2 separate regions of the Homo sapiens genome follow, and region 2 is linked to region 1. A link is a loop called in an ENCODE intact Hi-C map of the cell type or tissue named here. Cell type or tissue: PC-9. All regions are shown on one strand. Links, peaks and the distances in the headings refer to the core of each region. The heading gives the core; the rest is flanking DNA. Region 1 overlaps NCOA3 (nuclear receptor coactivator 3). Region 2 overlaps NCOA3 (nuclear receptor coactivator 3).

Evidence for each region. Peaks named below come from ENCODE experiments on the same cell type or tissue, not always from the same donor. Only the 100,000 strongest peaks of a DNase experiment are listed, where the experiment ranks them.
Region 2: a loop joins it to region 1, with 2.2 times the contacts of the local background. A loop is called at or near these places in 2 of 110 quality-filtered maps.

What each region holds. Positions count from the first base shown.
Region 1 is chr20:47,538,641-47,550,799 of GRCh38, forward strand. All of the region lies in intron 1 of NCOA3 (nuclear receptor coactivator 3), which reads left to right. Among named protein-coding and RNA genes, the nearest start is that of NCOA3, 43 kb to the left of the region's middle. In PC-9, for the core only: no CTCF peak of the experiment used is centred there; a DNase peak (open chromatin) is centred at 7,771; H3K27ac peaks cover 4,351 bases.
Region 2 is chr20:47,603,542-47,620,057 of GRCh38, forward strand. All of the region lies in intron 2 of NCOA3 (nuclear receptor coactivator 3), which reads left to right. Among named protein-coding and RNA genes, the nearest start is that of NCOA3, 110 kb to the left of the region's middle. In PC-9, for the core only: no CTCF peak of the experiment used is centred there; a DNase peak (open chromatin) is centred at 7,120; H3K27ac peaks cover 3,954 bases.

The sequences.
Region 1 (12,159 bases), core at 4,160-12,159:
AATTCTCCTGCCTCAGCCTCCTGAGTAGCTGGGATTACAAGATTACAGGCGTGTGCCACCATGCCAGTCTAATTTTTGTAATTTTAGTAGAGACAGGGTTTCCCCATGTTGGCCAGGCTGGTCTCGAACTCCTGACCTCATGATCCTCCCACCTTGGCCTCCCAAAGTGTTGGGATTTCAGGCGTAAGCCACTGTGCCCAGCCACTATTCTTCTCTTTCAGATGAATCTAAAAGATGTTTAGTTTTCAGAAACTGGAGAAGATGTTATATTCTCACTTTTCCCTGTTAAGTTTCAGCATCTGTTCTGGCTGTTTTACTTTTTCTCAAACCTTTTATTTAGAACAAAAACTTGGATGAATTGATTTCAAGACTTCACTTTGCCTTTGGGTAAGGTTTTCCTTAGTGGTTTGCCTGAGTTGTGTTTTAGTATCTTTCTTGGGTTGCTTAGCTTTTTCAGCCTTTGGGACAATCTGTTGACTTAGTTGTGAATTTTAGCTTTTCATTTCTTGTGCCATAGAATTTGTATGTGCTGCCAGGCATGGTGGCATGTTCCTGTAGTCCCAGCTACTTGATAAGGTGGCTTGATAAGCTACTTGATAAGGTGGTAGGAGGTAGCTTGATCCCAAGAGTTTGAGGCTGCAGTGAGCTCTGGTCATACCATCGTACTATATGTAGCCTGGGTGACAACGATACCCTGTCTCCAGGAAAAAATAAAATAAAAGTTATGCTAATAGAACATAAACTATTTGAGGACTGGGAGGTATCTGTTTTGTTTACTGCTATATCCTTAGTGCTCAGAATGGTGGCAGACACATAGTAGGTACTCAAATATTTGCTGAATAAATTTAGAGTAGCAGTAGCAGGTTTTTATTTATTGAGCACACACTGAATGGCAAAGTGCTAAGCTCTTTGAATGGATTTGGTGGTTTTTCCATTTTATAGCTTGTTTTCTGTTCATATGATAGTTTATGAATGGGTGTGAGGGAGGAAGGAGGAGATGAAGCCAGCGTTGTTGAGGATGCTGCTAGCTATTACCAAATTTCATCAAGTTTAAGATACCATCAATTATAGAACACAACATTATTTTACGTATTACTAGGTCTCAAACTCCTGGCCTCAAGTGATCCGCCTGCCTTGGCCCCCCAAAGTGTTGGGATTACAGGTGTGAGCCACCGCACCCGGCCTATTTTATGTACTACTGGGAAAGAAAATGTAAAACTTTCAAATAAATAATTGGATACTGCCAATAACATGACATATTCTGATTTTAAAGATGTAAAAATATGAACAAACCCCAAAATATTTAAGGGATACTAGTTTTACATAAACTCTCATTTAACAATCATGAAACCTTCTAGAGTTGGATATTACTATCTTCATTTGAGAGAGGAGGAAATTGAAGCTCATGGGTTAATTACATAAGCTCTCCAGTAGAGGATCCAGATTGAGGTCTCTCAGATTTCGGAGGCCATGCCCTTTTTACCACCCTACATTGCCTTAGGAGTCAAGGAAATAAAATAGTACATTGGCCTGTATGTCAACTTTGGCTTGAAGATAGTCAACTTTGGCTTGGAGATACTTAGTTGGCATGGCTTTAAACATTTTCTTTGAAATGGATTTTTCCTATTTTTCCTTAAAATCAAATATCTTGGCTGGGGCGCGGTGGCTTACACTTGTAATCCCAGCACTTTGGGAGGCCGATGAGGGTGGATCATCTGAGGTCAGGAGTTCGAGACCAGCCTGGCTAACATAGTGAAACCCCCCTCTACTAAAAATACAAAAATTAGCTGGGCATGGTGGTGGGTGCCTGTAATCCGGCTACTTGAGAGGCTGAGGAAGGAGAATCGGTTGAACCTAGGAGGTGGAGTTTGCAGTGAGCTGAGACCGCAGGATTGTACTGCAGCCTGGGCAACAAGAGTGAAACTCTTGTCTCAAAAAAAAAAAAAAAATTCAAATATCTTTGTATTTACTCTGTGCTAGCTACTCTGTGGGTCTGTGTGTATACAAAACAATATAAGGTCTTATCTCTTCTTCTCAAGGAATTTATAGTCTGTTTGGGGAGATGAGAACTAAACATGAAAGATAACTAGAGAAGATTTAAATAACATTTCAGAGAATAATGCAAGAGGTTTAACAAGGCAGTGAAGGATTAATTGCCAAATAAATTGTACAAATAATTGCTTTTGGAGTTCAGAGGAAGAAATGATTGTTTGGGGCTGGGGTAATCTAGGGAAGGATGTAAATGAATTCCTGGGAGATATTTTCAGTTAGTGAGATTATTTACTTTACCTTTAAAATCATATTAATGTTTGTTACAAATGGAACTGCAAACTGTTTGAACATGAACTATTGTATCTTAATTTTTTTAAATCTCCATATGAGAGTGCAGGAGCTACTACCCCAGAGAAAAGTAGATCATGCTTTCTACATGTATTTGCTTCTATTGTATCAAGTAGATGGAGAAAGTACTCAGTTTTAGAAGAAAAATCTTTGGGTGAAAAAAAAGAGGAACTCCCTGTCCCTAAATTCCTTCAATGTCACTCTTGCCACGTTTTCAATCAGTTGTACTTTGTGAGTCATTGCCGAGGTCACTTTTTGTGACTTGTAGCATTCATGATTAACTTCTAAAGGGTGGAAACAAGCATTAATCCCCTTTACATCACTAATGTTCTCTCTGTCCCCCCTCCCCCTCCTTTCCCCACTCTCCCCTCCCCCCTCCCCTCCCCTCCCCTCCCCTCCCCTCCCCTCCCCTCCCCTCCCCTCCCCTCCCCTCCCCCCTCCCCTCCCCTCTCCCCTCCCCTCCTTTCTCCTCCCTTCCCCTCTCTCTCCTCAGGCTCAAAGGATCCTCCCACCTCAGTCTCCTGAGTAGTTGGGACCACAGGTGTGTGTCACTGTGCCCGTTTAATTTTTAAATTTTTTTGTAGAGATGGGGCCTTTCTATGTTGTTGCTCAGGCTGGTCTCGAACTCCTGGCCTCAAGTTACCCTCCTGCCCTCAAGTTACCCTCCTGCCTTGCAAGGCCTCCCAAAGTACTGGGATTCCAGGCAATACTCCTTCATACCGTTTTGAAGCAAATACTAGACATTATATAATTTCCTTAAGTATCTATAAAAGATACAACTGTCTTTCATAAAAAGCAAACTCTACATTATTACATCTAGAAAACCTGCATTAATTTCTTAGTAGCATCAAATACACAGTCACTTCAGTTTTCTAGTTCTCCTCATTTTTTAATTTGTTGGAATCAGATTCAAACAAGATGCAGACATTGCAATTTGGTTTTTATGCGACCTAAGTTTCTGTTAATATAGGTTTTCTCTTCATCTCTTTTTTCCTTCCAATTTATCAAATTATTTTTTGCCCTGTAGAGTTTTTTTTTTTTTTTTTTTTTGTTGTTGTTGTTGTTGGAGGGACAGAGACTTATTCTGTCACCCAGGCTGGAGTGCAATGCTGTGATCATAGCTTATTGTAGTCTCAAACTCGTTGGCTCAAGCGATCCTCCCACCTCAGCCTCCCAAGTAGCTGGGATTAAAGGTGCACACCACCATGCCAGCTACATTAAAATTTTTTTTTTTTTTTGGTGGAAAAGGGGCTCTTGCTATGTTACTCAGGCTGGTCTGGAACTCCTGGCCTCAAGTGATTGTCCTGTCTTGGCCTCCTAAAGTGCTGGGATTACAGGCACAAGTAACCGTGCCCGGCTTCCTGTAGAGTTTCTTATTGTCTGGATTTTGCAAAGTATGTCTTTGTGGTGGTTTTTCAGTGTGTCCTCTGTCCTCTCTCTCTCTATTTTTAAAATGGTAGTTAGCTTTCAAGTCTTGATCAGTTTCTGGTTCAGTTATTTTTTACAAGCATATTCATTATCTGTTGCTGTGTAACAAATTATCTCCAAACTTGACATCTTAAACCAGCATTTATTGGTCCCAGCACCTCAGGAAACTGAGGTGGGAGGACTGCTTAAGCCTGGAAGTTTGAGGCTGCAGTGAGCTGTGATTGCACCTGTGAATAGGCAATTCCTAGGCAAGACCCTCTCTCTAAAAATTGGCCAGGCATGGTGGCTCATGCCTATAGTCCCAGCGCTTTGGGAAGCCCAGGCGGGTGGATCATTTGAGCCCCGGAGTTTGAGACCAGCCTGGGCAACATGGCGAAACCCCATCTATACAAACAATACAAAAATTATCCGGGCATGGTGGCACATACCTGTTGTCCCAGCTACTTGGGAGGCTGAGGCAGGAGGGAGGATGTCTTGAGCTGGGACGTGGAGGTTGCAGTTGGCTGAGAACACACCACTGTACTCCAGTCTGGGTGACAGCAAGACTCTGTTTCAAAACAAAGCAAAATAAACCTCCCAAACTCCTTAGTATTTATTATCTTCCACAGTTTCTGAAGGTTAGGACTCTGGGAGTAGCCTAGCTGGGGAGTTGTGGTTTTAGTACTCTTAATGGGTTGCAGTCATCTGAAGGTTTAACAAAGGCTGGAGGATTTGCTTCCGAGGTGGCTTACTCAGTGACCATTGGTGGGAGGTCTCAGTTTCTGCCTGAGTGTCCTAAAGCTACTGCCAGAGCTAGTGATCAGAGAGAAGGAGAAAAGGAGGAGGGAATTTGAAATGCCTTTGTGACCTCAGAAGTGACAGCTTGTCACTTTTCTTTTGGTCACATAGACCAACTTTGATACAGTATGGGAGGGGACTGCTTAAGTTCATGAATACCTAGAGATGGGTGTCACTGGGGATGTCATCTTGGTGCTGGCTACTACAGTGAGACTACTTCCCAGGGAGTGTGGTTTATCAGAAGACACATGACGTCTGTTTTTCTTTGAGTTGTTAATATTAGCAGATACTATAAAGAAAAACTTTTTCTTTCTTTCTTCTTCTTCTTTTTTTTTTTTCCTTTGGAGAGAGTCTTGCTCTGTTGCCCAGGCTGGAGTGCAATGGTGGGATCTCGGCTCACCGCAACCTCCACCTCCTGGGTTCAAGTGATTCTCCTGCCTCAGCCTCCCGAGTAGCTGGGACTACTGGTGCGCACCACCACGCCTGGCTCAGTTTTGTGCTTTTAGTGTAGACGGGGTTTCACCATGTTGGCCAGGCTGGTCTCGAATTCCTGACCTCAGGTGATCCACCTGCCTTGTCCTCCCAGGGAGCTGGGATTACAGGCGTGAGCCACTGTGCCCAGCCAAGAAAAGCTTTTTCTAATCAAGTATTTGGTCACCTGGTGTGGGTACAGTTTACATAGGAAAGATGTGATATATGTTAGACTCTATTTACTAGTATTTAAAATAACAAGTTGGTTTACTAGTATTCTCCTGTGGTAAAAAACATTTTTTTTCTCAAAGTTTAAAAAAAAACTATTTTGAAATAATTTTAGACTTTTGGGAATGTTGCAAAAATAGTAGAGTTTTCCTGTGTACTCCACCCCGATTCCCCCAATTTAATAACTTGCATAGCCATGTTATAGTGATCAAAACTAAGGCTAACACTGGTATAATACTGTTAACTAAGTAGCAGATATTGTCAAATTTCCACTCTTGTGTTTTTTTCTGTTCCAGGATCCAATCCTATTCTTTATTAATCTCTCCCTTTTGTTTTTTTGGGGTTTATTTTGTTCAAGTTTTTTTTTTTCAGTTAGGTGTAGGATGGATGTTCATGATAATGTATCTTTATTTGTCTTTTATTTAATACTACTTTTTTTTTTTTTTTTTTTTTCCCTTAAACGCAGGGTCTCACTGTCACCCAGGCTGGAATGCAGTTGTGCTGACATGGTTCACTGCAGCCTCAACCTCCTGGGTTTAAGCGGTCCTTCTGTGTAGCTGGGACCACAGGCATGTGTCAGCATGCCTGACTAATTGTTGTGGGTATTTAAAAAAATTTATGAAGTTTGTATTTTGTTTTAGATGTTGCCTTTATATTAAAATCCTTATGTAATAGACTTAGTGCCCCCCCAATTTTTTGGTTATTTTCTGTTGGTTTCTTACTTTGAATACTATTGAAATTACCTAGTAACTTCTTTTTCTTCCCAAGCATTTGATTTAAAGTAATATCTTTTTCTTTCAGTTGATATCAGGTAATCAGCCAGTTTTTTTTCCAGTTTTTATCTCTTCATACTTCAGTTTATGGATAGTTGTGCTCTAGCTACAATGTTGGAACATATAGTCATTATGTAGTATAAAGTGTCACTTAGAACCCTCATTCAGGTTTTTACAGATAAATATATATTTAATGCCCACTACCATTTTTATGTTGATATGGACTTTCCAGTTATTTGGGTCATCTGGAATTCATTTTCTCTAATAAATTCCTCAGGAAGAGCTTATGGGAACAGTATTCCTTGTGTTCCCCTATGTTTGAGAAGTTTGTCTGCAGCTTTAATAGTTAAAAGCTGGCTTGGTGATGATAAAATTCTGTTCCACAGTATCTGAAATATGTCATTCCACTGTCTTCTGGCACAGAGCATAGCTGTTACAGTATGATGATGTCGACCTGTTTTTCTTTGAGCAATGTAGCTTTTTTTTTTTTTTTGTAATTGTTTAGATATCCATAGGATTTTTTTTTTTTTTTTTTTTGAGAAAGAGTCTCACTTTGTTGCCCAGGCTAGAGTGCAGTGACAGGATCTCGGCTCACTGCAACCTCTGTCTTCCGGGTTCAAGGGATTCTCCTGCCTCAGCCTCCCTAGTAGCTGGAACTACAGGCATGTACTACCACGCCCAGCTAATTTTTGTATTTTTAGTAGAGATAGGGTTTTGCCATGTTGTCTAGGCTGATCTCGAATTCCTGACCTCAGGTGATCCACCTGCTTTGGCCTCCCAAAGTGCTGGGATTACTGGCGTGAGCCACTGCGCCTGGCCTTTGTAATCTTATTGGTGTTGGTTGGTCTGACACATTTTTCCTTGGGCATTCAGTGAGTCTTTTCAATATGTATTAATAGTTTCAAGCTTCCTTCCCCTCTTCTTTTTTTGTCTCTGTTTTTCTCAATATCATGAAGGTTTTCTTAGTGCTGTTTTTTTTTTATTTGCTTTTTGTTTTTTTTGTCTTACTGCCTTGGTTTTCTTCTTTGGGATTCCTACTATACATATATTGGATCATCTTTGTGATATATATATGGAGACACGGTCTCGGTCTGTCGCCTAGGCTGAAGTGCAGTGGTGTGATCATGGCTCATTGCAACCTCCACCTCCTGGGCTCAAGCGATCCTCCTGCCTCAGCATCCTGAATAGCTAGGACTATAGGGGCATGCCATCATGCCTGGTTAATTTTTGTATTTTTTATAGTGATGGGGTTTTGCCATGTTGCCCAGGCTGGTCTAGAACTCCTGAGCTCAAGTGATCCTCCCACCTCAACCTTCCAAAGTGTTGGGATTACAGGCATGAGCCACTGTGCCAGGCCTGTATATTGTTTATGTGAGATAAACCTCTCTTTTGTTTCCTCACTTGTATATCCAACTGTCCTCTGAACCTTTTCATTTAGATTTCTAATGGACAACTGAAACTCAACATGTCCCAAACCAATCTCATCATTTTCCCTGTAAGATCTTCACTAAAGCCTTTTCTTTCTCATTGTTGGTAATTCATTCTTGCTGTTGCTTAGGCTTAAAAACCTTGACTACTCTTTTATCTCCTTGCTATTTTTAAGATATATGTAGTGTCTGGCCACATCTCAGTAATTCCATTGAACCAACATTTTCTGTGAGTTATTGTAATAACATCCTAATAAGTCTTCCTGCATTTTACTCTTGTTTCCTTGTATCCTGTTAGTAACGTAACAGCTGGAGGGATCTTTTACAATCCTAAACCGGTTTGTCATTCCTCTCTTCTAGACTATGTAGAGGTTTCTTATTTCACCCGGAGTAGAAATGAAAGTTCTTACTTTGTTTCAATGAGACTCTGTGACTTGCCTCTGTTTTTTTTTTTTTTTTTTTTTAAGACCGAATTTCCCTCTTGTTGCCTAGGCTGAAGTGCAGTGGCGCAGTCTTGGCTCACTGCAACCTCCGCCTCCCGCATTCAAGTGATTCTTCTGCCTCAGCCTCTCGAGTTGCTGGGATTACAGGCATGTGCTACCACGCCCAGCTAATTTTGTATTTTTAGTAGAGATGGGGTTTCTCCATGTTGGTCAGGCTGGTCTTGAACTCCCTAACTCAGGTGATCTTCCCGCCCTGGCCTCCCAAAGTGCTGAGGTTACAGGCATGAGCCACCGCTACCGGCCTGCCTCTGTTACATCTCTGATCTCACCTATCATTCCTGTCTTCCTTGTTCATTCTTGATCCAGTACCGTTCTTCATCCAGTGCAGGCACATTCTTGCCTTTGGGTATGCCCTTTCTTGGAATGTTTCTGTCATATGTCTGATTAAGTTCCTCATCTCTTTAAAGTCTCAATTCTTACACTCTTAATGAGGCCCACCCTTACCACCCTATTTAATACCGGAACCTCTGACCTTATAGCACTAATGCTCTAATATATTAATACTTTACTTATTTATTGTGTTTAATTATAAAGCATATGCTCCACAAGAACAAGAATCCTAGTCCCCATTGCTCACTGACATATCTCAAACACTTAGGTAGGTGTCTGGCATATGGTAGATGTTCATCATTCATTTGTCGAGTGAATAAACACACTCTGTATTTCCTTGAAAGGGTGACGTCCTAAAGCCCTTCTCTTACCCCATCTGTGGCGTTAAGATGTTTTTCTGGGTCACAGCATATCGTTTCTCTTTAAACCCTGTGGTGGGAGTACTTTAGGAAAGTTCCTAGTTTTTGTTGATTTTATTTTATTTTTATATTATTATTATTATTATTATTATTTTAGACGGAGTCTCGCTCTGCCACCCAGGCTAGAGTGCAGTGGTGCGATCTCGGCTTACTGCAAGCTCCACCTCCCGGGTTCACACCATTCTCCTGCCTCAGCCTCCTGAGTAGCTGGGACTACAGGCGCCCATCACCATGCCCGACTAATTTTTTGTGTGTGTGTTTTTAGTAGAGACAGGGTTTCACCACATTAGCCAGGATAGTCTCGATCTCCTGACCTCGTGATCCACCCGCCTCGGCCTCCCAAAGTGCTGGGATTACAGGCATGAGCCACCGCGCCCGGCCCGTTTTGTTATTTTTTGAGATGGAGTGTCGCTCTGTCACCCAGACTGAAGTGCAGTGGCATGATCTCAGCTCACTGCAACCTCCACCTCCTGGGTTCAAGCGATTGTCGTGCCTTAGCCTCCCGAGTAGCTAGGATTACAGGCGCCTGCCACCACCCCCTGCTAATTATTTTATTTTATTTTATTTTTATTTTTAATAAAGATGGGGTTTACCAAGTTGGCCAGGCTGGTCTTGAACTCCTGACCTCAGGTTATCCACCTGCCTCGACCTCCCAAAGTGCTGGGATTATAGGTGTGAGCCACCATGCTCAGCCTTTGTTGGTTTTATTTTAGCTTCCCGTCTCTTTAGGCTGGAACTGTTTCTAGAAATCCATTTAAGATGGAAGTTGACTCTGAAATTGGTTAAATAAAGTTAGGGTGATTTGTTAATATAGAGGAATTGTGAGTTACCACCTGTCATATATATAAGAGAATTTCTTATTTGTTTTCTTACTCTCTAAGCCTAATAAAAAAAGGTTCCTTTAAAAAAAAAAAATTCATTCTAGGCCAGGTGCGGTGGCCCACACCTGTAATCCCAGCACTTTGGGAGGTTGAGGCAGGCAGATCACCTGAGGTCAGGAGTTCCAGACCAGCCAGCCCAACATGGCGAAACCCCGTCTCTACTAAAAATACAAAAAATTAGCTGGGCATGGTGGCAGGCGCCTGTAATCTCAGCTACTCGGGAGGCTGAGGCAGGAGAATCACTTGAACCTGGGAGGCAGAGGTTGGAGTGAGCTGAGATCATGCCACTGCACTCCAGCCTGGGTGGCAAGAGTGAAACTCCATCTCAAAAAATAAAATAAAATAAAAATAAAAATTAAAAAAAAATCTTTTTTACTGCATTTTCAGTGGCAGTTTGAGAAGAAGGGGTGGTACATGTCGATAGACATTAACATGCAATTGAGAAATGCTTTTAAAAAAGTGTGCATGTATATTATGCCTTCTCAATGTTTTTATTCTGTTTCAGCAAATCAGTAGAGTTGCAGTAATCTAGAAAGGATTAATTATGTCATGATGGTTTACTGTGTAGTCTCCCCAAGAAGGGCCACTCTGTTCTGCGTACTGCTGTTAGGCACAAGATGTGAAATAATATCTGTGAGGTCTTCATTTGGTGAATATGATAAAATCAATAGCATTTTAAAGGGTCTCCTAAAAATACCATTTAATGAATTTTAAAAATTAATAGTGAATTATTATTATTGAGAACATTTGTTAAATTAGTGTTTTCTTGGTTTGGATTGGATGTAATGCATAAACTTCAAAGATGTAAAAACTGTATTTAAAACATTTTTTAAATTTTTTGTAGAGATGGGGGTCTCACCACGTTGCCTAGGGTGGTCTCGAGCTCTTGGGCTCAAGTGATCCTCCCACCTCAGCCTCCAAAAGTGTTAGATTACAGTCCTGAGCCATCATGGACTTAACTATCCTTAATTTTGTATCACCTATGGAGAACATGTATTAACTTTGTAATAAAAAAGTTTTTAGGCCTGGTGCAGCAGCTCTTGCCTGTAATGCCAGCACATTGGGAGGCTGAGGTGAGAGGATCACTTAAGCCCAGGAGTTTGAGGCCAGCCTGGGCAACATGGCAAGACCCCAGATTGACAAAAAATTAAAAAAAAAAATTAGCTGGGCATGATGTGGTTAAAAAAAAATTTATCTGGGCACAGGATGACAGGTACCTGCGGTCCCAGCTACCCGGAAGGCTGAGACATGGCAATCACTTGAGACCAGGAGGTTGAGGCTACAGCAAACTATGATCTGTCTGCTGCACTCCATCCTGGGCAACAGAGCGAAGACTCTGTCTCAAAAAAAAAAAAAAAAAAAAAGTCTTCTGTATTTTGTATAAATTGGTGGTGGTTGGATCTAGAGGCTTGAGCACAGATGATTTAATGAGATCAGTTTCCAGGTTTGCAGATTCACAAACCTTTGTTCTCTTAAATTCTTCTTCTTTCTTCTCTTTTTTGGGGACAGAGTCTTCCTCTGTCACCAGGCTGGAGTGTAGTGGCACAATCAAGGCTTATTGCAGCCTCTACCTCCCAGGCTCAAGAAATCCTCCCACCTTAGCTTCTTAAATAGCTGGGACTACAGGCGCACGCCACCACCATGCCTGGCTAATTTTTGTAATTTTTTGTAGAGACATGATTTCACCATGTTGCTTAGGCTGGTCTCAAACTCCTGAGCTCAAGCAGTCTGCCTACCTGGGCCTCCCAGAGTGCTGGGATTACAGGCGTGAGCCACTGTGCTGGCTGTTCTTTTAACTTTTTAAGTTGGCCTGAGAAAGCTTGCAGAGCCTTATTCTCCAGATGTCTCTTTTTACAATTATTCTTCTAACTGCCAAAAGAAGTAAGAAGTCTCCCGTTTTACTGTGTTGTATTTCAATTTTTTTTTTTTTTTAAAAGGGTTTGAAGTCCAGGCGCGGTGGCTCACACCTGTAATCCCGGCACTTTGGGAGGCCGAGGTGGGCAAATGACCTGAGGTTGGGAGTTTGAGACCAACCTGACCAACATGGAGAAACCCCATCTCTACTAAAAATACAAAATTAGTCGGGCATGGAGGCACATGCCTGTAATCTCAGCTACTCGGGAGGCTGAGGCAGGAGAATTGCTTGAATCCGGGAGGCAGAGGTTGCTGTGAGCTGAGATCGTGCCATTGCACTCCAGCCTGGGCAACAAGAGCAAAACTCCGTCTCAGAAAAAAAAAAAAAAAAAAGGTGGGGGGGTTTGAAACACATGGGCAATTAGAAATACTGGTGTCAGAGTTTAACAAGTGAATGACTCTCAATGACTGATTAACAAACGACCTATTAGTTGGTTTCTAAGTGTGTTTTCATCAGAATTGAGGTGGAAGTTAATCAAATTGCTCTCTGAGAGATCATGAAAACATAATTTTTGATGGTAGTTCACTGAGACTCTTATCATGTAATTAAGATTATACTGAAAGAATTGAATGACATCGCTTTCACATAACTCCTTCCATGTATTTAATCTACTTATGTCAGCACATTTTAATCTTACAAAAAATGAGTGCATGTCAGTGGTGGGAGA
Region 2 (16,516 bases), core at 3,853-11,852, 65 kb after region 1:
GGTATTCAGGTCCTTGTCCAGCATCGAGGAAGAATCAGGTCACACACGGACTTGAGGATGGTGAATGTGGGGATTTTATTGAGTGATGGAGTTGGCTGTCAGTTGGATGGATGAGGAGCTGGAAAGGGGATGGAGTGGGAAAATGATCTTCCCCTGGAATTTGGCCATCCAGTGGCCCATCTCCTCTCTGACCGTCCTCAGCCGAACTCCTCTTGGTGTTCAGATGTTCCTTCTCTTCTTTCTCTGCCGTGCCATTCTGCCATTCTTCTGCTCTTCTGTTTGTCTCCTTGTGGAGCCGGGGGCTTGGGGTTTATATGGGTACAGGATATGGGGGCGTGGTGGGTCAAAAGGCAACTTTTAGGCATGAAAACAGGAATGTTTGTTCTCATTTAGGGTCATGGGTTTTCAGGCTTGAGTGGGGCCTTTGCCAGGGAACTGCCTTCTTCTACCCAGTATTTCCCTGTCTCCTGTCTGTATCAGTAATATAGGAATTAGAAAACACAAATATCTTTTTTTGTAAACTAGGTTGTAGATCTGTTTGTAGTTAAGAGGCCAAATTCCATTTTTCTTAATTACCTTGATTCTGTCTGTAAATGGTACAGTTCTTGAGGGAGCCATTTTTCGAGAGCCTACCATTTGCCAGACATCACTGAGGTTTTGTTTTACCTGTGGTTTTTAATCCTCTCAACAACTTTGTAAAGGTGATGGATGTGCATTTTAGAGAAGATGAAATTGAGCTTCAGAGATGTAAATTTGGTAAGGTCATGCTGAGCTCAAATCAGCTGTTAAGTCTGTGTTCTTTTCCCCTCTTCACTATGCTTCATTTAAGTTGGATTCGTTGTTTTCTTGTTCACTAATGATGTGTGCTTGTGTGTCCAGTTTAGGAATTAACCTTGTCTATTGATTCTTGGTTTCAGACAAGTATCCCATGTCTGTCTAGAGTTTGGCTGTGGATAATTGATGATACTATCTTTTCAAATTATTTATAATTCGTGAAAGCTTATAGTTCTTTTAACATCCATTTATTCTTCTGTTTCTTTTTATCATTCGTAATGGCTTTCAATTATTATTTTAAAAATCGAGATGGGAGCTTGCTATGTTGCCCAGGCTGGTCTCAAACTCCTGGGCTCAAGTGAGCCTCCCACCTCAGCTTTCCAAAGTGCTGGCAATGTAGGCTTGAGCCACTGTGCCTGGCCAATTCTTTATCTCATTAAGGATCATAAACATTTATTTTAAACCAATTTCAAGATTTTTATTAAGCATTGAATTCATCTTTTGATATTGATGAATTTCTTGACTATCTTCCTTAGTTCAGTTATTTTTTATTTTTATTTATTTTTTTTGAGGTGGGGTCTTGCTCTGTCACTCAGGCTGGAGTGCAGTGGCGAGATCTCGGCTCACTGCAACCTTCACCTCCAAGGTTCAAGTGATTCTCCTGCCCTCAGCCTCCTGAGTAGCTGGGACTACAGGCGCATGCCACTACCCCCGGCCAATCTTTGTATTTTTAGTAGAGACAGTGTTTCACCATGTTGGCCAGGATGGTCTCGATCTCTTGACCTCGTGATCCGCCCGCCTTGGCCTCCCAAAGTGCTGGGATAATAGGCGTGAGCCACCACGCCTGGCCCATTAGTTCACTTTTTAAATACACTTTAGGATTTTAGTTTATGGTTTATATGCTGAGTGGGAAATAATTTTTTTCCCTTTATTTTGGTGTTCTTTTCTGTATGTCTCCCTGCCACCTATACCTCTGTTTTTGTTGCCTTCATACATTTACACCATGCTTTCAGTCTAGATCTAGGATTCTAATTCTGAGATATTATTGCAATGTTGGTGATATGCATTACTTAGGTTTTGTTTGTGTGTGTGTGTGTATGAGACATATATATATTATTATTATGTATATATTACCTTTTATTTATTTAGAGTACCTTTTATTTCCTCTACAACTGCCTGTGGCAGTTTGAAATAATAACTTTAGCTATTGATAATACCTTTTTTCACCTTCCTTTCATGAGTTTTTTGTTTGGTTTCTACCTATGAGATTTTTTCGTTTTACCTGTGAGCCTTGCTTTTGGTTTTCTTATCTTGTGCATGATTTCATTTCCTGACTGCCTTTGCTTGTTTCTTGTCCTGGAGCTCAGTTGGGTTCATGGAGTTATTAATTTATTGCTTTATATTTCCCCTCTGTCATGGTCCACAAATATATTTGTCATGTTTGAGCGTAACTGTGTCTTTTGAAGTTAATACAAAATTCGTATTTTATCTGTCATTATTATATTTGGAGCAATGGGATAAGGTGGTGTTGATTGATAGCAGCATTTCTCTGTTATCCTTTCAGGAAGTCTCCATGTTCTTTTGATCTCACAACATGGCTTGTTTATATAGGCCTGCAGATAGTAGATACTAAAGCATCTGTTTATTTACTTACTTATCTGCTTACTTGCTTTATTTACTTACCACCACCCCTGACTAATTTTTTTGTATTTTGTAGAGACAGTGTCCTGCCACATTGCCCAGGCTGGTCTTGAACTTCTGGCAAGTGACCCTCTACTGTAGCCTCCCAAAGTATTGGGATTATAGGCATGAGCCACTGCTCCTGGCCCTAAAACATTTATTACATGAACGTGGGGTATCTTGGAGAAGCCAGACCCAGTTTCAGGCTCTCAGCCCCAACCTTAATCTAATATAGTGGCTCTCAACGTGTGGTGCGTGGACTCCCGGTAGTCTCTGAGAACCTTTTAAGGGTTCTACATGGTTAAGACTATTCTCATAATAATGCTAATGTGTTATTTGCTATTTTCATCCCGTTGGTGTTTGCACCGATGGTGGAAATGCGGTGATGCATAAAATTGCTGACACCTTACCATGAATTAAGGCAGTGGCGCCAGACTCCGCTCCTAGGTAGACATTGCATTCTTCACTGCCAGGAGCTCATAAAGAAAAAAAAAAATCAGTTTTCCACTGAGGATTGTCCATGATGAAGCAGCAACACTACACCTGGCCCTCATTCCCTTTTTTCCTTAAGTACCTTTCACTGTACCCTTAAGTACTGTCGTTTTAATGTTCTGTGTGATGAGAATGGAAAATGTGCACAAAGACTTCTGCCTGCCAAAGTATGATGGCTGTCTCCGGGAAAAGCACTTGCGCAGTTTGCGTTGTGAACTGAAGTACCCACTTTTTTCATGGAACACCATTTTTACTTGGATGAGTGACAAACCATGGCTATTGAGTCTTGGTTATTTGGAGACTGTCTTCAAATTGAGTGAGGTGAACCTGTCACTACAGGGAAAACATCTGACTGTATTGGTTGACAGTGATAAAATTTGAGCTTCAAGTGAAATTATAAGTAAGTAAACTTGAATCGGCCACCATGAGCATAACAGCCTTTTATTACTTTCCTGATGAGATGGGTGGTGACATTAATGAATGTGGGTTAAAAAAATTGTGTAATGAAATGTACCAGCATTTGAAAGATCTACTTTAACTCAGTGAACCAGTATTATCTAAATGACCCGGTGTTTGATTATACAGTGATGCATGGGTTAAAGATCTGTTCAGAGTGCAAGTTAGATCCAATGCATTTTAATGAGACAGCATGAAAATTCATTTATATGGTTTCAGATTCCACTTTGCAACTGTAGGAGACTAGAATATACCACCCTAAAATATGCCTGTTTGGTGTAAGGATTATTTTGAGAAGCAGACACAGGAGAAGTTCTGAAAACAGAGTAGAAGTTACCCTTTTGTAAGGGAAAATTTATATCTATAAAGGAAATCTCCCTTGTAAGGGTGTCTTCCTCATTACCAGGAAAAGGATGACTCAATCACTAGAAACTTACTAATGGAGAAGGCATAGACTTAAATCTGTATAACAAGCCTTACTGTTGTTTACCATGCTTTTCTTGGTCACCTCTCCATAACTATTGCTCCCTAGCCCCTGTGCCCTTCTTTATTTGTTTCAGCTGAAGATGATATTTAAGTCTGAATTCTAAGCCACCTCTTAGAAATGAAAAGATTTACTCATTTCTCTGGGTATCTCTCATGGATACATGAGATATATTTATTATATTTCTGATTTTCTCTTGTTAATTTGTCTTTTGTTAAGGGGTCTGACCCAACTTAGAACTCAGATAGGGTAGAGGAAAAATTATTTTTTTCTCTCCTATAAAACTCACCTTTAAGAAATTACCAGTTGTTTTAGTGTAATATCAAGAAATATCCATAATTATTTATAAAAGTTTATTAAAATAGTCCTTCCTTTTACAAGTACATGTCTTTGTGAGGCCAGATTTTCTTTATATCCTTAAATCAAGATAACATTGCACCGGATTGAATGCAGAAGTAAATAACTGTTTTCTATTAAGTCAGGTAATTATATGCAAATATATGTTTTTAATTATTTTATAATTCTCATTGTTTCAGAAGTTTTGTTTTTTGCAAAAATTGTTATTTATGTTAATATATGATGGGCTTTAAAAAGTGAATGAGGGCCAGGTATAGTGGCTCATGCCTGTAATCCCAGCACTTTAGGAGGCCAGGCAGGTATATCACCTGAGGTCAGGAGTTTGAGACTAGCCTGGCCAACATGGTGAAACCCTGTCTCTACTAAAAATACAAAAATTAGCCGGGCATGGTGGCGGGCACCTGTAATCCCAACTACTTGGGAGGCTGGGGCAGGAGAATCGCTCGAACTGGGGAGGTGGAGGTTGCAGTGAGTCAAGATTGCGGCATTGCACTCCAGCCCAGCCTGGGTGACAAGAGCAAAACTCCATCTCAAAAAACAAAACAAAACAAATAAACCAAAAAAGTGAATGAGTCCGGCTTGGTGGCTCATGCCTGTAATTCCAACACTTTGTGAGGCCGAGGTGGGAGAATTGCTTGAGCCTAGGAGTTGGAGACCAGCCTGGGAAACATAGCAAGACCTGGTCTGTACTAAAAATTAAAAAAATCAGCTGGGCATGGTGGCACATGCGTGTGGTTCCAGCTACTCGGGAGGCTGAGGTGGGAGGATCACTTCAGACCAGCAGATCGAGGCTACAGTGAGCCGTGATCACACCATTGCACTCCAGCCTGGGTGACAGAGCTGAGACCCTGTCTCCAAAAAAAAAAAAAAAAAAAAGGTGAATGTTTCTTAAGTTTTAATTTCTAATATGGTGAATACTGACATAACCCACATAGCAGAAGTTATTACAGGTTTCCAGTTTTTAAGAGGTAAAGGAATCCTGAGATCAAAAGGCTTGAAATCTAGTGAATTTGGTTGGAACTCTAGAAGCATTTGACTTAAACCTTTCACCTTGTTGTATTTGGTATCTTGTAGCACACCCAGTTCCTGCTACAGCTGCCTCTATTCTGTGCTGCTTAAATACGGAGGAGGTCTGAGCTAACCAATCTGAAGTTTGGCCAATTTCAGGGGCATTTAGTTGTTAACCTGAATCTACTTCTTTTATTAGTAAGAAACATATCTACTATAGAGATTTAGGACTTTGAACAGCTGTATAACATTATAGGATATGTCTGGTACTCAGTTGTTTCTGTTTCTGAATCACAAATCGGCCATTAATTTTAAATAAAGACGTTTTGTAGCATATAATACAATTTCTGATGATCTACTTACTAGTTTGTTAATTCCTCACACCGAGTCATCAGCTCCTTGAAGGCAAAAAAATTCCTGTTTTGATCAACAATTCATCTACCCCAAGCACTTAGCATAGGGGATACTATTTCCTTTTTCTATGTGGATGACACCCGATATGTTGAACAGTGACCACTCTTAAGATACTTGGTGAAGTAGGTTTTGGTTTTAACCAGTTTAGGTGTATGGATGATTTTACAGAAGTTCGTAATAAAATTTTCTTGCCTCAGATATTCTCTAATAATAATGAGGTGCCCCCAGCTTCATTTACTAGACATGGATAGGCAGGTTTTGTGAAGTACAGAAAAAAAGTTCTTTAAAGTTATGGATCATGTCACGAGGTCAGGAGTTTGAGACCATCCTGGCCAACATGGTGAAACCCCATCTCTACTAAAATACAAAAAAATTAGCTGGTTGTGGTGGTGCACACCTGTAGTCCCAGCTACTCAGGAGGCCGAGGCAGGGGAATTCCTTGAACTCGGGAGGCAGAGATTGTGGTGAGCCGAGATTGCACCACTGCACTCCAGCCCGGGTGACAGGGCGAGACTCCGTCTCAAAAAAAAAAAAAAAGTTATGGATCATGAAACTAACATTTGAATAGCAACAAAGAAAAAACCAAGCTATGTTGTATTTTATTTTTTATTTTTATTTTTTAATGTTGTATTTTAAATTGAATGATGTACTTCTCCTCCTCTTTGCAGTATTTTATATTTTTGCTTACTGCACATTTCTTCCCTGAAGCAATCTTGACCTAATGGTATAAATGTTTAGCTCCACATAAGACGGTAGCTATTTTTTGGAGAGGAATGGAGAGGGTCAAGGGTTTTATTGAGTTTTCAGTTCTGATACCTTTTAACCTTTTTACCAGTGCTACCCCACCCTCCAGAAAGCAAATAATGTTGAAAGCTTTTTTTATTTTTTAACTTTTTGATATATATTTTCTTATTCATTATTTGTATTGTTGTCATCAGATGAATAATGGCTTTAGAGATTTATTTGAAAAGACAAATTCTATTATCAGACACATAACTTCTAGGGATATGGAAACTATTATTATTGTTACTGTTTTGAGACGGGATCTTGCTCTGTCCCCCAGGCCAGAGTGCGGTGATCATGGTTCACTGCAGACTTGACCTCCTGGGCTCAAGTGATCCTCTTACCTGAGCTTCCTAAATAGCTGGGACCACAGGCACATGCTGCCATGCCCAGCTAATTTTTGTGTTTTTTGCAGAGACAGAATCTCACTATGTTGCCCAGGCTGGTCTCAAACTGCTGGGCTCAAGCAATCCTCTTGCCCCAGCCTCCCAAAGCGTTGGGATTACAGGTGTGAGCTACTGAAACTGGCCCGGAAACATTTTTAAAAAAGGATTCTTTTGAATTTAAAGTTATTTAATGATTACTGAAGAGTAATAAGCTGTGAGGTCAGGAAAAAAAGGACTGAGCCACAGACTAAGCAGCAGTACAGATGATGACCTATTCAGGAAGTCTTGTGAGTCAGACTTGCCGTGTCGTGTTGCTAGAGTTACAGATCTGCTCCAACCTCTTTGCTTTATAAGAAGGACATCTCTCTGTTCTACCTTCAATATCTTTTCTTTGAAAAATCAACCCAAAAGTCTTTTATTAGCTTTACATTTATTTCTACAGTCTTAATTTTTGTAACATCAGTGTTGCAGGTGAACAAACTCATTGTAGCCTCTATTTTTGATATTGCTGGACAGGGCTAACTTTAGTACTATAGTGGGAAGTTTGTTATTTTGTTTTTTACTCTACAGGCACTCTGGTTTAGGAATATTTATCTGTCTTGCATTTGACCATGGTTACCATTCCCCCTCTTCATTGTTTACTTAGTGTACCATGGTACACTTTATGTACCATCCTTGCTGCTCTCAGCTGTTTGGTTACCAGGTGGCTAATGTTGTCATCTCTTAAGCTTTAACATTTACTTCTCAATACTGTCTTTTCCTCTGTGAGGTAGATGGAAAGAATAGATTAGAAGAGAATGGGGCATATGCTGTGATCATCTCTCCTTTACATCTTTATTGCTTATTAATTTAATTTATATCAGATTTCATTTCTGCTCTGTGCACATACCCACTGTCCCTCCTCACCACTCTTCTTTATCCAGTTCTTTCTCACTTACCTTAGCATGGCTAAAACCCTTGGTTTTTATTTATCTCTTTCTTCCTCTGCTGTTTTTATTTTCATTATATGCCACAGGGACAAACTTAGGTATAAGTACTACTTTTGATGTAGAGATACTTATGTCTGTCAAAGGAAAATTAAACTACAAACCCCAGAGGTAAAAAATGGTACACAATACTGGGGTTTAAAAAATCTCCTCCTCGGCCGGGCTCATGCCTGTAATCCCAGGACTTTGGGAGGCTGGGGTAGGTTGGTCACCTGAGGTCAGGAGTTCGAGACCAGCCTGGCCAACATGGCGAAACCCCGACTCTACTAATAATACAGAAATGAGGTGGGTATGGTGGCAGCTGCCTGTAATCCCGGCTACTTGGGAGGCTGAGGCAGGAGAATCGCTTGAATCTGGGAGGCGGAAGTTTTAGTAAGCCGAGATTGCGCCACTGCACTCCAGCCTGGGTGACAGAGCGAGACTCCATCTCAAAAACAAAACAAAACAAAATAAAAAAGCCCCACTCCTTCTGCCCCTCCAGACCAGGGTCTCACTCCCTTCACCCAGGCTGGAGTGCAGTGGCGCGAACCTTAGCTCACTGTAACCTCTGCCTCCTGGGCTCAGGTGATACCCCCACCTCAGCCTCCCGAGTAGCTGCGACTACAGGTGTGCGTCACCACGCTTGGCTAAGTGTTTTGTATTTTTTGTAGAGACGGCGTTTTGCCACTTTGCCCAGGCTGGTCTTGAAGTCCCGGGTTCAAGCTGTCCTCTCATCTTGGCCTCCCAAAGTGTTGAGATTACAAGTGTGAGCCACCACACCCAGCCAAATTATTTCTTTTTACCTCTGTAAAAGGAGAACCTTCTCTGTATTTTAAGAAGATGTGGAGTTGGTCAAAAGTACAGCTGATGGGAAAGCAAAGGAGAACTGGAGTTTGAAAAGAGAAGAGGAATGGTGGTAGTTAAAAAAAAAATTTGTAAAAAATAGAGTTACATACAAGTTTACACAATGGTTTAGAGCTTACAAGGTAGGAAGCAGAGACAGAAATAGTGTAATATGTAAAATGTTATAGTAAAAATATGGAAAATGCTTAGGATAAAGAAGGGAAAACTTTTGTCTAATTGGGAGAGTCGGGGATGGTTTTACCAGAGGTGACAAATTAATCTTGAAGGGCAGGAATATTCTAGATGGAAAAGCGATGTGGGAAAGATTAAAAAAAAATTAGTGACTTAAGGTTAAAAATAAAGGAAATGTTTCAGTTACCTTTATTAAAAACTTTTAGTATAAAGATCATTTTGGGGTTGCTGGTGGTGATTGATGAGGAAGAAGTATGACTGGTAACAGGTTGTTTAAACTGAAGCCAAATTCAGGTTTATGAAGCTCAGACTTAAGTCTGTTCTTATATATGAGATAGATTCAGTGTATTAAATTGTAGAAGTCAATGTAACCTTTAAAACAAAAGAGTTACCCGGCTAGTTAGTATGCTGTCAGGAGAGGGTAACTTGATTTGGATATGGATGGAATTGGCTCCCTTAACTCCCTCTGTACAGTGTATTATCTGTGAACTTCAACTCTGTTGCTCATGTAGAGGTTGAGAAGTCTCTTGGCAGCAAGTTTCCAGTTGCAACTAACACCTGAGTTGGCTAATTGGTATGCCCAGTTCTAGCACTCTAGTCTCTGGGGAGTTTATGTTTAAATTCAACTTCATCAGGTTTAAACTGGAACATAAATGTGCAAGAAGGAAGAGAGAATGGAACCTTGCGCATAAAATAATTTACATTCAGATGCTTTTCTGTTCAATTTATATATTAAAAATAGGATGTTTTACTTTATTGTTTCTTGCTAGCCCTTCACTCAATATGCTGGCATTATAAAGCAAAGATAGTGGAGAAGAAATTACCAAGAACTGAAGTTGTACTGTTTTCTTGTATACATCTCCACCAAGGTAGTTTCTTGTAGATACCATGTGTATGTTTTGTTTCTAAAAACTGTAGGCTCCTAGCTTTGCTATTCATTGTGTTCAAACGATTCCTTCTTTTTTTTTTTTTTTAACACTTACCAAATTTAATTGTTTTTCTGTTTTCCTGTTCTGCTAGCCTGAGAGTTCTAGTAATTGGTAGTGACATTTATCCCTGTTTTCTGGGGCTAAAATGATTCTGGGCATGCAAAACGTTTGAGCTGAAATGGAATTAAATTGAAAAAAAAAAAAAGGATTGTGTTATACTTTATCCTACAAAACATAATAGCAAATTATCAGCCACAAAACAAAAGGATATAAAAAATTTCCCTCTCTGACAGAGGATGAGGAAGCAAAAGAAAAATAAATAAGTAGGCCAGGCGCGGCGGCTCACGCCTGTAATCCCAGCACTTTGGGAGGCTGAGGCCGGTGGATCATGAGGTCAGGAGTTCAAGACCAGCCTTTCCAAGATGGTGAAACCCCGTCTCTACTAAAAATATAAAAATTAGCTGGGCGTGGTGGTGGGTGCCTGTAATCCCAGCTACTCGGGAGGCTGAGGCAGGAGAATCGCTTGAACCTGGGAGGCGGAGGTTGCACTGAGATTGCGCTACTGCACTCTAGCCTGGGCGACAGAGCAAGACTCTGTCTTAAAAAAAAAAAAAAATTAAAAAAAATTTTCTTTTCTTTCCCCTCCTACTTATCTCCTCACAGCTCTTAACTTCCTTACCAGCATTGAAAGAAACAAAGGTAGGAGGAGATACTAACTGGAAGAGTCATCCACTTGAGGAGGAAGCTTTTATAACAGTTCCACGTTATAAAAGCTCTTCCCTGCCTTCCCCTGTCCTTTACACACGTTATATTTGTCTTCAGTCCTTTCTCCGTGGTACCAGTTCTCTTGGAGCTCCTCTTATTTTATTAGTAAGGGTATGAATGACGGATTGAAAGAAAGAAGATTAAGAAACTTTTTGATATTTTTAGGGTAGAGAAAAAAACCTTGTAAGATTAAGCCCTTGTGTTAACTAGTAGTGGTTATTTTCTAAGTTGTCTGATTAGGAATTTGAGAATTTGGAATTTCAGTTTTGGGTAGAACTTTTATGTATGACTGTCTCATTCTTCCCAAGAACTTGTTTTTTCTGATTGACTTGAGCAGTCTCTGCTTTTGCATAGTGCTTGAAGCAGTTTTTAATAAACCAGTTCAGATCCATAGCTCTTTGAAAAAATTTCCATAAGTTACTGTGATTCTCAAGAAATACACCAAACCTCTCTCTAATTAGTGTATTTAATCATACCTTGTATAAGTTAGGGAAACAAGCCTGACAGATAAACTAAATTGCTGCTGGGATAGTCAAGTGGCTCCACCATTTAATGATAGCAAACCAAAGAATAACAATACTTGACTGACCATTTTAAGGTATAGTTTGTATATGTCGATCTCAAATTTTCCTTTTGCTGTGTGAGCCATTGACCATCTCAAGTGGAAGTAAGGGTTATGGGTAATATTAGACCACCACGAAGGGCAGTTTAGTGACATCGGTGGGTAATGGTTAGGTAAGGTACTTGAGGGGAGCATTAGTATCTGCTGAGCTTGAGCAACTCCTTGCCTCTGTCCCTAATACTGCATGCCCCTAAACTATGGCTGTCATAACCTCTCAGTGTTCTTACTGATAAGCTGAGAAATTTTCTGGCTAACTGGTTGGCTATAGTGTGATTCAGTAGTACAAATGGCTTGTTTTGGTGGTGGTGGGGAATAAAATGCCCAAGAAACATTTGATACATATTTTGTTGGTTATGAAGTCTGAAAAAATATTGTAGTTCCAGCTCTGCCATCCAGAATCTGTGTGTGCTCTAGTGGAAAGTTAGCCATTTCCTTATCTGTAAAATGGGACTATTATAGTAATACATACTCTGGAGGGTCATGGTAAATAAATTACAGTATATATGAGATGTCTAGTATTGTACTACCACAAAATTATCTCCTTATTTCTCCCTTATTAATTTAGGAAAAGTAAAATATTTTAGTTGGTTTCTATGTCAATTTAGATTTACTGGATAACCCATCTGCTATTTTGGCACACTATAGCTTTTTTTAGGTCCCTCAAAATAACTTCTTGCTTGCCTAATGAACACTGGTAGTGTTGATTGATATCTTTTCCTTTTGGACAGGGCGTAGTTCCTGTATCCTTGTCCATTTAGCTAATTTGCTGTGTATAATCAAACTTTTTCCCTCCTGTCTTAATCCCAAATAACCAAAAGGAAAGCTGATTAGTGCTGCTAAGCCATATACCAAAATTTTCATGGTTTTTGAGCTAGCAGGTATAATTCTTTGCTGCTTTTCAGCTTTAATTAGTTAGTTATTCCATGAAAGTTCATTTTCTAACAATTTATTATATATTCTGTTGATGTCTAAGCTTCAACATGTTCCATAGCTTGAATGTTACGTATAGAAAGGCCTATAGTATTTATAGGAAACATTCTATCCAGTTGTTGTAAGATACTTGTTCATTTTAAATCTTATCATGGATATACTTTGGACTTTTCCATATAATATAGAAATAGCGTTAGATTTTGATAGCATTGAAAGGTATTCTCATTGTTACTATTCTACATTAAAGTAATTGTGACGAGACGTGGTGGCTCACGCCTGTAATTCCAGCTCTTTGGGAGGCTGAGGCGGGTGGATCACTTGAGGTCAGGTGTTTGAGACCAGCCTGACCAATATGGTGAAACCCCATCTCTACTAAAAATAGAAAAACTAGGCCAGGGTGGTGGCAGGCGCCTGTAGTCCCAGCTACTCAGGAGGCTGAGGCAGGAGAATTGCTTGAATCTGGGAGGTGGAGGTTGCAGTGAGCCGAGATTGCACCACTGCACTCCACCCGCCCCCCGCCCCCACCCCCCGCCCCGCCAAAAAAAAGTAATTGCATGGAATATATTGCTTAAATGCAGGTTTTTTTTTTTGGACGGAGTTTCATTCTTGTTGCCCAGGCTGGAGTACAATGGCACAATCCCGGCTCACTGCAACCTCCACCTCCTGGGTTCAAGCAATCCTCCTGCCTCAGTCCCCCAAGTAGCTGGGATTACAGGCATGTGTCACCACGCCCGGCTAATTTTGTACTTTTAGTAGAGATGGGGTTTCACCATGTTGGTCAGGCTGGTCTCGAACTCCTGACCTCAGGTGATCCGCCCACCTCGGCCTCCCAAAGTGCTAGGATTACAGGCGTGAGCCACCCCGCCCAGCCTTTTAAAAATGCAGTCTTAAAGTGTGCATTGCCATATTTAATACATTTAAGTAGTGTAGCATACAACTTTTTTTAGTGGAAACATTTTAGATAAGGAAAATAATTGTAAAAATGGCTCATGGATCTGGATGATAGAGTTTATATTGAAAGATTGACTTGGTTTTAGCCTTTGAATTCTGATAAAATGAGAAGTTCTTCCTTCCAGTTCTTTTCTGTACTTTGGTGCCAGGGGCTTGAAAAGGCTTCTGAGACTGGATTGTGTATCTTCTTGGAAGTGCATTAGAGGTGCAGTGGAAACTTCAAAATATGGATGCATCTCACAATTGGATGTATGATGTAACTTCAGGAGGACAGATTACTTGGTAGCAAGTATAGGTCCTAATTTCTTTTCTATTCAACTATAAGTGATAATATCTAATTGTAGGGAGTCAGAATTAAGAAGGGACTCTATGTTAATAGACTGTTCTTTTTTTTCTTTTTTAGACGGAGTCTCACTCTGTCATCCAGGCTGGAGTGCAGTGGCGCGGTCTTGGCTCACTGGCAACTTCTGCCTCTCGGGTTTAAGCTTTTCTCCTGCCTCAGCTTCCTGAGTAGCTGGGACTACATGTGCATGCCACCATGCCCAGCTAATTTTTGTATTTTTAGTAGAGATAGGGTTTCACCATGTTGGCCAGGCTGGTCTTGAACTCCTGACCTCAGGTGATCCACCCGCCTCGGCCTCCCAAAGTGCTGGGATTACAGGCGTGAGCCACCGCGCCTGGCCTAGACTGTTCTTACAATCAAACTTAGTGTGAGACTGTTGTGCTATATTATTTGCCCTTTGAAGATGGCTTTTATCAACTACATATATTCTCCAAACTAGATGGGTTGTAATTTAAGATGTAAAAATGTAAGCTAGTCTCAGGTAGTTACTGTTCCATGTTTCTTACCGGTTAAGAACTTCATGGTCTTGGTACCTGCCTTATTCCCCTCTCTCATCTTCATTCTTGACTGTTGACTGAAAGTGATCTAGATCTATTGTGTCTGTGCTAGGCATTTACCTTTTATATCTTAATCTACCAAAATAGCATATCCTCCCAGTGAGAAGGAGATAACAGGCGTGGCAACTAAAACAAATGCCATTTTTGATTTTTTGTTTATAGCTAAGATTAATACCAAATAGAAAACTGTACCTGAAGGGTTAGTCATAGTCATTTGTGCTCAGGAATTATTGTATATATTGAAATTATTATTTTGGGGACCAGAAATGCTTTTTTATTTCTCATGTTGAACATTTTCTTTAGTTTAATGAAATTCAGGAGATGTTTGCTCTACTTTGCTTTTTGTTATAAAACAATTTGTCATTTACTCTTAGACATTGTGGTATCTTATACAGTTGTACAGTAAATGTACCTAAGTTTTGTCCATGTCTAATTAAGAACTACAAATCTGTCCAACCTGTTCCTAAAAAACCCAAGATAGAGACTGGACATGGTGGCTCATGCCTGTGATTGCAGCGCTTTGGGAGGCTGACGTGGGCAGATCAGTTGAGGTCAGGAGTTCGAGACCAGCCTGGCCATCATGGTGAAACCCTGTCTCTATTGAAAATACAAAAATTAGCCAGGCGTGGTGGCACACACCTATAATCTCAGCTACTCGGGAGGCTGAGACGAGAATCATTTGAACCCGGGAGGCGGAGGTTGCAGTGAACTGAGATCATGCCACTGCACTCCAGCCTGGGTGACAGAGTGAGACTCTTGTCTCAAAAGCAAAACAAAACAAAAAATAAGATAGAAATATTTTATATCTTAAACAATTATACCTTTATGTTCGGGTAAACACCTTTTTCATGATTTTAAGTTATTATTTTCCCTTAGTTTTTTTTTTTTTTTTTTTTTTATAGACAGAATTCACTCTTGCTGCCTAGGCTGGAGTGCCAATGGCCCAATCTTGGCTTACTGCAACCTCCATCTCCCAGGTTCAAGCAATTCTCCTGTCTCAGCCTCCTGAGTAGCTGGAATTACAGACATGCACCACCACGTTTGGCTAATTTTGTATTTTTAGTAGAGATGGAGTTTCTCCATGTTGGTCAGGCTGGTCTCGAACTCCCGACCTCAGGTGATTCGCCCATCTTGGCCTCCCAAAGTGCTGGGATTACATGCATGAGGCACCACACCCGGCCTTCCCTTAGTACCTTTTTGGATAATTAGGTTGGACTCTGAAGGAGTAAGTTTGGTAGCAGGAAGATTGCACAGGCTTATGTGTACAGTGTAGCTTGTTTTGTGAGATCAAGAGAAAAAGCTGCATGTGTCTATGGACATAGCTCGACATATTTAGGTTTCATTATATGCACATAAACATTGGCTTAACACAAATGATCTGCATTTCTGGTTTAAACTGATATTTGTGCTTATTAATTTTTTTGCATATTAAGAGATTGTCATGACTTAGTTTTTCTATTGATTTAATTTATGCTGTCAGAATTTATTGTAACACTATATCAACTGTAGAAGTAAACATTTAAAAAGTTTAATGCAGTAGGATTGCATTGAATGATTGTTATAGATCAGAATAAAGGAAATTTCTAAACTATGATTTAGTAGGTTGAATGTTGCTTTTATATTTATTCAATATTTATTCAAGACATATATTGACCACCTATTACATGGTAGGCCCCTTACTCCTTACTGAGTATTCAACTTATATTTAATAACAAAGGAAATAATATTGAGAATATAGGCAAAATTTTATCTTTCAAATTAAAGAAGTGCTGTTATCCATGGAATAGTTTCTCCATTTGTTTCAGGGATTCAGCTTATAAACAAAAGCCAAAGTAAGGAAATAATATCTAGAATGTGGAATAAATTACATATTTAAAATAAAGAAATGTAGGCTGGGTGTGGTGGGTCATGCCTGTAATCCCAGCACTTTGGGAGGCTGAGGCAGGCGGATAACTTGAACCCAGGAGTTCAAGACCAGCCTGGGCAACATAGTGAGACCCTGTCTCTCCAAAAAATACAAAAATTAGCTGGGTGTGGTGGTGCTCACCTGTTGTCCCAGCTACTTGGGATACTGAGGCAGGAGGATTGCTTGAGCCTGGGAAGCCGAGGTTACAGTGAGCTGAGATTGTGCCACTGCACTTCAGCCTGGGTGACACAGTAAGACCCTGTCTTTAAAAAAAAAAAAAAAAAAAAGTTATTACTCAATGGATAGTTTGCCATTCAATTTAAAAATCACCTTTGAATGAAACAAATATAAAACCAATTATAGAGACATAACAAGAATTATTCTATTTTTGTACTTAAGGAATGGAATCACTATTCTTTTTATTTTTATTTTTTGAGATGGAGTCACACTCTGTTACCCAGGCCTGGAGTGCAGTGGCGGGATCTCAGCTCACTGCAACCTCCGCCTTCCGGGTTCATGCGATTCTCCTGCCTCAGCCTCCCAAGTAGCTGGGACTACAGGCGCCTGCCACCACGCCCAGCTAATTTTTGTATTTTTAGTAGAGACAGGGTTTCACCATATTGGCCAGGCTGGTCTCGATCTCCTGACCTTGTGATTCACCCGCCTCGGCCTCCCAAAG